2 separate regions of the Homo sapiens genome follow, and region 2 is linked to region 1. A link is an interaction called in ENCODE POLR2A ChIA-PET data of the cell type or tissue named here. Cell type or tissue: B cell. All regions are shown on one strand. Links, peaks and the distances in the headings refer to the core of each region. The heading gives the core; the rest is flanking DNA. Region 1 overlaps KCMF1 (potassium channel modulatory factor 1). Region 2 overlaps LOC105374837 (a long non-coding RNA gene).

Region 1 (5,401 bases), core at 272-5,271:
TCAGGCTGGTCTTGAACTCCTGACCTCAAGTGATCCACCCAACTCGGACTCCCAAAGTGCTGGGATTACAGCTATGACCCACTGTGCTGGGCCTCTTACCTATCTATCTATCTATCTATCTATCTATCTATCTATCTATCTATCTATCTGTCTGTCTGTCTATCTACCTACCTATCTGTCCACCCACCCACCCACCCACCCATCCATCCATCCACCCACCCATCCATCCATCCATCCATCCATCCAAGACGTAGTCTTGCTCTGTCACCCAGGCTGGAGTAATCCCAAAGTGCTGGGATTACAGGCATGAGCCACTGCGCCTGGCCTCTTATTTATTTATTTATATATCTGAGACAGAGTCTTGCTCTGTCGCCCAGGCTGGAGTGCAGTGGCGTGATCTCTGCTCACTGCCACCTCAGCCTCCCGGGTTGAAGCAATTCTTCTGCCTCAGCCTCCCAAGTAGCTGGGATTACAGGTGCCCGCCAACACACCCGGCTAATTTTTGTATTTTTTAAGTAGAGACACGGTTTCACCATGTTGGCCAGGCTGGTCTTGAACTCCTGAATTCGTGATCTGCCTGCCTCGGCCTCTCAAAGTGTTGGGATTACAGGCGTGAGCCACCACACCCGGCCTCATTTATTTTTTATAACAAATAATTTAATGCCTATTGATTATCCTGAAGTAAGGTTAATAGGTGAGTCTTTAACTACATTAGAATCTGACGTTACAGTGAAATAACTGAGTACCTATACCTACTTACAATAAATAAGTTGGACTTAAAAGAAATAAGATCAGAAGAACTTTCATTTTCCTATACTATTTATAGATATGGGTAGATACCAGAATGAAAACTGTTAGAATGAGTAAAAGCAGAATTATTTGCATATAAGAGAAAGGGGGAAATAATTTTGTTTGATGTAGGGATAACATAAGACAAATTACATACTTTCCACATGGAAAAATAAAAATAGTATCACATAGTCACTAGTGAGTTTGACCTAATTATAGTGTCAAAATAATTCCCAGTTAGAGGCCCTGACAGGAGACAAGGAAGTGAGGAAATCTCACAGAAAACCTGGTGGCATTTACATTCAGCCCCTAGTACTTAAATGTCCCCTGGAGAAAATACTCCTTAATAGGCAATGAGTAATAAAGGATAGATTAGAAAAAGAAACAGGAATAGATGTGTGGTAGACTTCAGGGGACATTAAAAAAAAAAGAAAAATAATAGCAACCTCAAAATAAATAAGTTCAATATTTAATTTTTACAACATAGATTTCTACCTATTGTGTCATAAAAAATTAAATATAACTAAGACGATATTGATTTTTTTTGAGATGGAGTCACCCAGGCTGGAGTGCAGTGGCACAGTCTCGGCTCACTGCAAGCTCCGCTTCCCAGGTTCACGCCATTCTCCTGCCTCAGCCTCCCGAGTAGCTGGGACTACAGGTGCCCGCTACCATGCCCAGCTAATTTCGTGTTTTTAGTAGAGACGGGGTTTCACCGTGTTAGCCAGGATGGTCTCGATCTCCTGACCTCGTGATCCGCCCATCTCAACCTCCCAAAGTGCTGGGATTACAGCCGTAAGCCACTGCGCCCAGCTATGAAATATATTTTTTAATCTCAATAAAATCTAGCAAGAACCCTGTGTTTCATAAGCCCCTTGTAATTTGATAATGTTTGGAAATAAATCTCTTCAGTCTCTATTTCATATTTGGAAGTTATAGCTCCGAAAGCAGTCTGATCAGGTACAGTGTACTGGAAAGTCAGCTACAAACAGCTTTGTCATCCAGTTTTCTGGAATGTTAAACAGTCTTTGGTAAATCCTAAATGAAGCAAAACAATATTTGTGTAATAGTGACATACTAGAAAGTAAGTGTTTACTAAAACTGTGAATAATATTCTGTGTTAAGGTTAAAAAATTGAATTAGGTATTATGCTTAGATAATTTTACTTTTTTTTTTTTTTTTTTTTTAAGAGTCAGGGTCTTGCTTTGTTGCCCAGGCTGGAGTGTAGTGGCACGATCATAGCTCACTGCAGCTTTGCACTCCTGGGCTCAAGCAATCCTCCCACCTCAGCATCCTGAGTAGGTAGGGCTACAGATAAGTGCCGCCATGCCCAGCTAAAGTTTTGGGTTTGTTTTGTTTTGTTTTGTGGGTTTTCTTTTTTTTTCTTTTTTGTCTTTTTTTTGTAGGGATGGGGTCTCACTATTGCCCAGGCTGGTCTTAAACTCCTGGTCTCAAGTGATCTTCCTGCTCCACTTCCCAAAGTGCTGGAATTACAGGTGTGAGCCACTACTCCCAGCCTTATATAATTTTATTTTAATTAATTAATTAATTAATTTTTTCATTTTTTTGAGACAGGGTCTCTGTCTGTCACCCAGGCTGGAGTGCAGTGGCGTGATCTTGGCTCACTGAAACCTCTGCCTCCCAGGTTCAAGTGATTCTTCCACCTCAGCCTCCTGAGTAGCTGTGACTACAGGCGTATACCACCATGCCCAGCTAATTTTTGTATTTTTTGGTAGAGACAGGGTCTCACCATGTTGGCCAGGCTGGTCTCGAACTCCTGACCTCAAGTGAGCTGCCTGCCCTAGCCTCCCAAAGTGCTGGGATTACAGGTGTGAGTCACTGCACCTGGCCCCCAGCCTTACATAATTTTAAAGTTTTGGGTTTTTAGTTTCCTTCTTGAATGTCTGGTAGGAGGTTTAGAAAATCCTGTTGGGATGCTGAACAATTCTTTATTGCATTTTCTGTGCATTGCAAAATGCCTAGCATCTTTGGCACTTTTCCTCAATAAATGCCAGTAGAGCCCCTAATCATTGTGATGACCAAAAAATAGCCCCCATACAGTTCCAGAATGTCCTGTGTGGGTGATACCTCCCAGTTGAGAGTGATAGTGACTAAATTTATTTTACTGAGTTACAACCTGTAGTTTGAAAAACACACGATCACATGTTGCCTAGCAACATAGATACATTCTGAGATCCATTGTTAAACAATTTCATAATCGTGTGAATATCATAGTGTACTAACACAAACCCCTACTGTACACCTAGGCTATATGGATAGCTTGTTGTTTATCTAAGCTAGAAACCTGCATAATATGTTGCTGTACTCAATACTGTAGGCAGTTATAACACAATGCTATTTGTGGTTCTAAACATACCTAAACATAAAAAAGGTATCAGTAAAAATAAACTTGTGGGACCACCATCATATATGCAGTCCTTCATTGACCTAACCATGGTAGGCTTTGGCATCCTCCTCAAAACAGGTAGAAGAATTGATTATATTAATAACATTATTGCAAATACAAAATTGTTACTTTCCTAGTAGTGATGGATCTACTTCAGTTAGCTTTGTTCTTTACATTCTGGTTTTCAGTCTCCAGTATAAATATTAATGGCCCTACTAAATTCATTTAACCTCCAGTTTAGATGGTACCAGTGTCCTATGAAATATGCAGAAACCCTTTCAAAAGCATTTCAGTTTGTCTTTTAATCTTTGACCATAACGCATGCATTGACAGAGCATTCACTGTACCATCAGAGAATCATCCTTTGAACCACCTGCCTCCTTGTTAGCTTACTTTTTAAAAATAAACTTTTATTTTGGGATAATTTTTGATTTACAGAAAAGTTGCAAAGGTAGTATAGAGACTTCCCATATATTCCTTACCTGGTTTTTCCTAATGTTAATAGTTTGCATTACATTGGTACATTTGGCAAAACTAAGAAACCAACACTAGTACATTATTACTAATAAAGCTCCTGACTTTATTGAGGTCTTAACTGTGTTTTTTTTTTTTCACTAATATCCCTTTTCTGTGTGGGATCCAGGATACCAGGTTGCATTTAGTGTCTCCTGGTTTTGACCTTAGTAGCTACAGAGAACTGAGTGTACTGCCTCTTTGTGATAGCTCTGTATGGAGCTGTGGCATCCCCTCAGTGTTGCCTGTTCCCAGCTCTTTTGCTGAACAGCCCATTTTGTCCTTTAGTAATTTCTCTTGGTGTAGTTTCTAGATACTTTGCCATTCTGTCTATATACTATATATACTAACTATATAACTATATATACTACTGTACTTGTTTCCCATTTTAAAACAAGACACACAGAACTGAATGTAGTTCTTCACATATGGTCTGGCAGAGTAAAATGTTGTAGATATATCACAGTTATGAATCTTGTATGGTTATTAATGCAATCTAAGCTTGCTTGTTTATTTGCTGGCATTTTTAGCAACTGCATCTCATCTTGGGCTAATATTGACGCTAAGGTTTTGCTTAGTTAATTAATCCAGGATTTCTTATCACATGAATTGTTTTATCCAAAGGCAAAACTTTGTACGAAGTCCTTTTAAAATTCATCTTGTTGGCCGGGCGCGGTGGCTCACGCCTGTAATCCCAGCACTTTGGGAGGCCAAGGCGGGCAGATAACGAGGTCAGGAGATTGAGACCATTCTGGCTAACACGGTGAAACCCCGTCTCTACTAAAAAAAAGAAAAAAAAAATTAGCCAGGCGTGGTGGCGGGCACCTGTAGTCCTAGCTACTCGGGAGGCTGAGGCAGGAGAATGGTGCAAACCCTGGAGGCATAGCTTGCAGTGAGCCAAGATCGTGCCAGTGCACTCCAGCCTGGGCGACAGAGTGAGACTCCGTCTCAAAAAAAAAAATAAGTCTTGTTTTACATACCCGTTTGCCTCGCTTCAATCTCTGTTCTGTCATCTAGTATTTTAACTGTTTGTTTTATGCACAAGCTTATAAATGTTTGCTGTCATTTTATTTTTTTTATTTTTAATTTTTTGTTTGTTTGTTTTAAATAGAAACCGGGTCTCCCGATGTTACCCAGGTGGATCTCAAACTCCTGGGCTCTAGGAATCCTCCTGCCTAGGATTACAGGCGTGAGCTACCACACCTGGCCTACTGTCATTTTCTAAGTCACTAATAAAAACATATATAAAATAGGGTCAAGTACAGGACCTTACAGGCCCAAGATAACTGGGCAAATGAAAGAAGATGTAGCAAGCATGTAATTGTGTGAGGAAGCTAAAAAGGGTTAGCATAGGGTAAAGGCCCTGGTTCTGCCTTACAGTAGTCACCCTTTATCTGAGGGGGGACATTTTTCCAAGACCACCCAGTGGATGCCTGAACCTGTGGATAGTACTGAACCCTATGTATCCTGTTATTCATCTGATAACCAGCTGCTAAGTGACTAGTGGGCAGGTATACAGCACAGATACGCCAAGCAAAGGGATGATTCACCTCCGAGTGGGACAGTGCATGATGTCATCACACTATTCAAAACAGTAGGTAGTTTAAAACTTATGAATTGTTTGTCTCTGGAATTTTCCATTTAATATTTTCAGACCACTGTTGACCACGGATAACTGAAACCTCAGAAAGC
Region 2 (5,401 bases), core at 285-5,284, 110 kb before region 1:
GGTCATTTTATGACCTGGGTAAAGGAAGTGTGGGGTGTTCTTTCCTTCTTCCTTCTTTCTTGCCAGAGATCTGTTGTTTCCTGGGTAGGAAGTTCCTTTTGCCACATGAATGGCGATCAATACGGGGCCTGGCCTCACAGACTAATCTTAGTGGCCTTAGCTGAGGAAGACTGTCTGCCCAGGTCCCCTCCCCCTGCAGACCATAGGGCGCCGTGGCCATGGGAGCGTCAAAGATCTGCTTTCCTTCTTGTGATGGCCCCTGTAGAACTTCCTCATGGGCCAGAATCCCGGCTTAAAAGGGAGCCTCTCTCCAAAAGTGCATGAACACGCTTATTCCAAGGAAAGGTCTTTCTCTACTAAGAAAAATACGCTTTACAGCCTCCCAGAAATGAGGACAGCAATAATATTATTTTTTCCAGTTGGTGCTTGTATACATATATATACCGTTTTATTAAAATACGTTTTGGGCTTGAGACTTTATAGTTTTCATAAAATAACTGCCATGAACACGCCAGTCACCCAGTATCTCCACATAACAGGAGCCACCCTGTGTGCAGCCCTTGATCAGGGAAGCTTAGCACAGGGAGGTTAAGTTACTTGGCCAAGGTTGTACATCTAGTAGGTGTTGGATTCAAACTCACAAAGTCTACCTTTAGAGTCCAAACTTTCACCCATTTCCCTGTACTGCCACCTCTCACTACCAGCTAGCATTTTCTTTAAGAAGGAGATGTATTACATATATGAGGAAGAAGATATATATATTACTATATCCTCTTTTATATATAATATATATTATATTATATATATAAATATATATATAATTATATATAGATATATATAATTATATATAGATATATATATTCTATATTCTATATATATATAATATATAATATATAAATTATATATAGAATATATATTATATATAATATATTATATATATTATATATAATATATATATTATATATATTATATATAATATATATATTATATATATTATATATAATTTATATATATTATATATAGAATATATATTATATATAGAATATAGAATATATATAATATATATAGAATACAGAATATATATAGAATATAGAATATATATAGAATATATATTCATATATAGAATATATACATATATAGAATATATATTCATATATATGAATATATATTCTATATAGAATTTGAAATATATTCTACATAGAATATATATAATATATTAATATAATATATAGACAGTATATAATATAATATACAGACAGTATATAATATACAGACAGTATATAATATATAATATTATATATAATATTATATATAATATTATATAATATATTATATTATATATATTATATAATATATTATATTATATATAATATATGTAATATTATATATTATATTATACATAATATATTATATATAATATATTATATATAATATTATATATATTATATATAATATATATAATAATAATATTATAATATATAATATATAATAGTACAGTATATATTATATATATAATTCTATATATAATATATAGAATTCTATCTATTTATAATATATATAGAATTCTATATATAATATATAATATACAGAATTCTATATATATTATATATAGAAGTCTATATATTATATATTATATATTATATTCTATATATATTATAAATATATAGAATTCTATATATTTTATATTTATATTCTATGTTTAAATATAGAATATATAGATATATATAGATTTTATATATAGAACTCTATATAGATTATATATAGAACTCTATATATAGATATTATATATAGATATAAATACATATAGGATTCTATATATAATATCTATATATAAAATCTATATATAGAGCTCTATATATAATCTATATAGAGCTCTATATATAAAATCTATATAGAGTTCTATATATAATATATAGCAAGTTCTATATATAATATATATACAGTTCTATATATATTATATAGAGAGAGCATTCTCTATATATAATATATATAGAGTTCTATATAGAGAGCTCTATATATATTATATAGAGAGTGCTCTCTCTATATAATATATATATTATAATATTATATATATTATATATATTATATATTATATTATATATAATATATATAATATAATATATAATATATATAATAAATATAATATAATATATATTATATATATTATATATAATATATATAATATATATTATATATAATATATAATATATATTATATATATATTATATATATTATATATATTATAATATTATATATATTATATATAATATATAATAATATAATATAAATATTATAATATAAGAAGAAGACAAAAGAGTACAATGAACCCATATATAAATATCACCCAGCTTTTGAAGGATATAGTAACAGCTCCAGGACTAGAATTCCGTGGAACACAGTTTGGGAATCACCGTCCTAGGTCAATGTAAATGGCTCCTCCAGCATTTGATCAGAACACGGTAAGGGCCATCCAGGTAGTACCCAGGAGAAATCAGACCAGGTGCACAGAGGAAGCAGAGACAGTATACAGGGAGAGCAGAAGGGTCAGGAAAGCAGGCAAGGGAGAAACTCAGAGCTCCCGGGGGCGGCTGGCAGCAGTCTGGTTGCAGCCCTAGGGCATTCTTAGCCTAAGTCCCCTGGTGTGGACACTGCAAGGGACTACTCAGGTTCCCCTTCAAGAAAGGACTTGTCGAACCAGCTGGCTAGGAATGTTGCCAGCAGGTAGCCTCCAGGTGTCATTCTCTGTAGCACTGCCTTGGCTACAGAGAGCCACCTCGCCCTTACAGTCTCAGCCCATCTCAGCCCATCTGCTTCAGCGCATTAGCTTCAGAGGTCCCCTGCGGTGTTGGGGGTACTGAGGGTGTCATTAAGCCTACATTGTCTAGGTTGACTTCTCCTTCTCCCCAATCCCACTTCCTTCTTCTGCTTCAATAGGAGTGAATTCAAGGGAACTCCTTAATAAATATCCTGCACATTAAACCTGTCTGATTTTGCTTCCAGGGAAACCTAAACTGACATGCCCTTTTTGCTTAAGGGATCCCAAGTGAGTCTTTGTTCCTTGCAATCTAAAGAGGATAATTAACACAGTCACCCAGCCAGTCACCATATTGGGGCTGGGATCACTTTTACACTGTACTTCCTTTACAGAAAACATACAGACATTGGGACTAGAGAAAGAAAAAACACATGGGAGAGATTTTTAAATTGTATGCAGTATATCAGGGAAAGAGGTCAAAATGTACACACTAAGACCAATACTTAGGAAGAAAGAAAAACGCAGCTTGCTTTTTGTCTGGCAGTGCTTGGGTGCCCACACTGGCAGATGGGTAGTAAGTGAGCCGATTAAAGGAAACTCAGTCTCTTCCTGTTTGAAGCAGTCTGCTAAGGCTTCACTCAGTCTCCCCGCAGAAATGCTTGGTCTTGAGTGATTCCTTCTCTCTCTCCTCCCCAGAAAGGTTCAAGGCTCAGGGGCTTCCTTGCTTCATGGCTGTCAGGAAGAAGAGGTTCTCCTGGCGCTTATCCTCTCCATCCTTGCTGCATCTGCCGCCAAATCCTCTGCTGCTGACACATCTCAGGGTCTGTTTTCTTGGCAGAGTCATGGAGGTGGGGGGCTCTTGATGAGTCAGACTTCCCCTTGACCTTCCTAACCTGGAAAATTCCCCAAGATCTAACTGCTACTTTCCCTAAATTCCTGGCTTGGACGGCCTTCCCTGGGGCCCTCTTCACAGAGCCAGTTCATTCCTGTGTGTTGAAACCAGCCAGCCTTGCAAACTTAGCCTCAGGAAGTTTCTATGTTTTCCCGTGGGGCAGTATTATCTTAGCAGCTGGCACCAAAACTCTACTGAGGAAAGGAATTGTCTTTGGGGATCAGCTGCTGGTAGTAGGAAAGGAGGCCCAAAAACCTCCTTTAGCCAGAATGAAGGAAGCAAGGAACATTGTTCTGCTGTACACTGAACAAGTACACTATTCTACTGGGGAGAAAGAGGAGAGTTGGTATTTCTCAAGGGAAAGAATTAAGAGAAGGAGAGAATCAGAAAGGGTACAGGAGGCAGGGTGCAATGGCTCACGCCTGTAATCCCAACACTTTGGGAGGCCAAGGCAGAAGGATCACTTGAGGCCAGGAGTTAGAGACCAGCCCAGGCAACATAACGTGACCTCATCTCTACTAAAAATAAAAACTAAAAAAAAAATAACTGGGCATGCGCCTGTAGTTGCAGCTGCTCGGAGGCCGAGGAGGGAGGATCACTTGAGCCAGGGAAGTTGAGACTGCAGTGAGCCGTGATCACACCACTGCACTCCAGCCTGGATGACAGGGCGAGACCCCTTCTCAAAAATAGATAAATAAAAAAAATTATGTTGGGGGGTAGGTGGAGATAGTGTAAGTTTGGGAATACTTGGGAGAAGCACAGGAGGGTCCCCAGTGGCACAAAGTTGTGTCATTAAAGATATGTCTGTCTCTCCCCATAACCCAAAAACCTCTGATAAAAGTTGTACTGCACATACCAGCCGTATATTGTTCCTCTGAAAAAGGAAATCACGGCCAAGGGCTATCTACATATGGAGGTGCATTAATGTGGAGACACAGAAACTCTGAGAGATGAGAAATAACTATAAGAACAGAATATGCCTGAAAATTCAGAAAAATCATGGGGAAGCATCAAAAAGGAGTTGGAATCATTCTTAGCTAGATCTTGGTCAGATTCCAGAGAACATCCGAGTTACACATAAAATTTCAGAAACATCTGTCTTGTGGAGGTGAAAGGAGAGTTTAGATGTGAAAGGGATGATTTCTGAATAATAGACGCCAAGCCACTGATAAAGGGATCCCTCTACAGTGGTGTTTCAACTGCTAGTCACAGCCAATTAGTGGGTAATAAAATCAGACTGGCAGGTCATAATCAGCATTTTTAATAAAATGATAAAATGGCAAGGAACCATTCAACACCACTAGCCATTAGGGAAATGCAAATTAAAGCCATGATGAGATATCACTCCACACCTATTAGAATAACTAAAATTAAAACACTGACAATACAAAGTACTGGTGAGAATGCTGGGAAACTGGATCTCTCCTACATTGCTGGTGGGAATGTAAAACAATACGACCACTCTGCAAAATTGTTTGGCATTTTCTTACAAAACTCAGCACACACTTACCAAATGATCCAGTAGTCCCAGCCTCCCAACCCTGGGCATTTATCCCAGAGAAATGAAAACTTCCGTCCACCCCCAAAAATGCACACAGATCTTCAGAGCAGCTTTATTTTTAATAGCCCAAATATGAAACAACCAAAATGTCCTTCAACAGGCAGTACACCCATACTATAGGAACACAAAGAAATAAAAGTGTATGAAGTACTCAACAACTTGGATGGATCTTGTTTCTGTCTTTTTAAAAAAT

The links. Peaks named below come from ENCODE experiments on the same cell type or tissue, not always from the same donor. Only the 100,000 strongest peaks of a DNase experiment are listed, where the experiment ranks them.
Region 2: POLR2A ChIA-PET joins it to region 1 with 5 read pairs; 12 of 35 experiments call an interaction of 5 or more read pairs at or near these places.

Annotation. Positions count from the first base shown.
Region 1 is chr2:84,998,819-85,004,219 of GRCh38, forward strand. All of the region lies in intron 1 of KCMF1 (potassium channel modulatory factor 1), which reads left to right. Among named protein-coding and RNA genes, the nearest start is that of KCMF1, 30 kb to the left of the region's middle. In B cell, for the core only: no CTCF peak of the experiment used is centred there; no DNase peak of the experiment used is centred there; H3K4me3 peaks cover 491 bases; H3K27ac peaks cover 3,545 bases.
Region 2 is chr2:84,891,623-84,897,023 of GRCh38, forward strand. All of the region lies in intron 2 of LOC105374837 (a long non-coding RNA gene), which reads left to right. Among named protein-coding and RNA genes, the nearest start is that of TMSB10, 11 kb to the right of the region's middle. In B cell, for the core only: no CTCF peak of the experiment used is centred there; DNase peaks (open chromatin) are centred at 2,749 and 3,349; H3K4me3 peaks cover 1,616 bases; H3K27ac peaks cover 1,875 bases.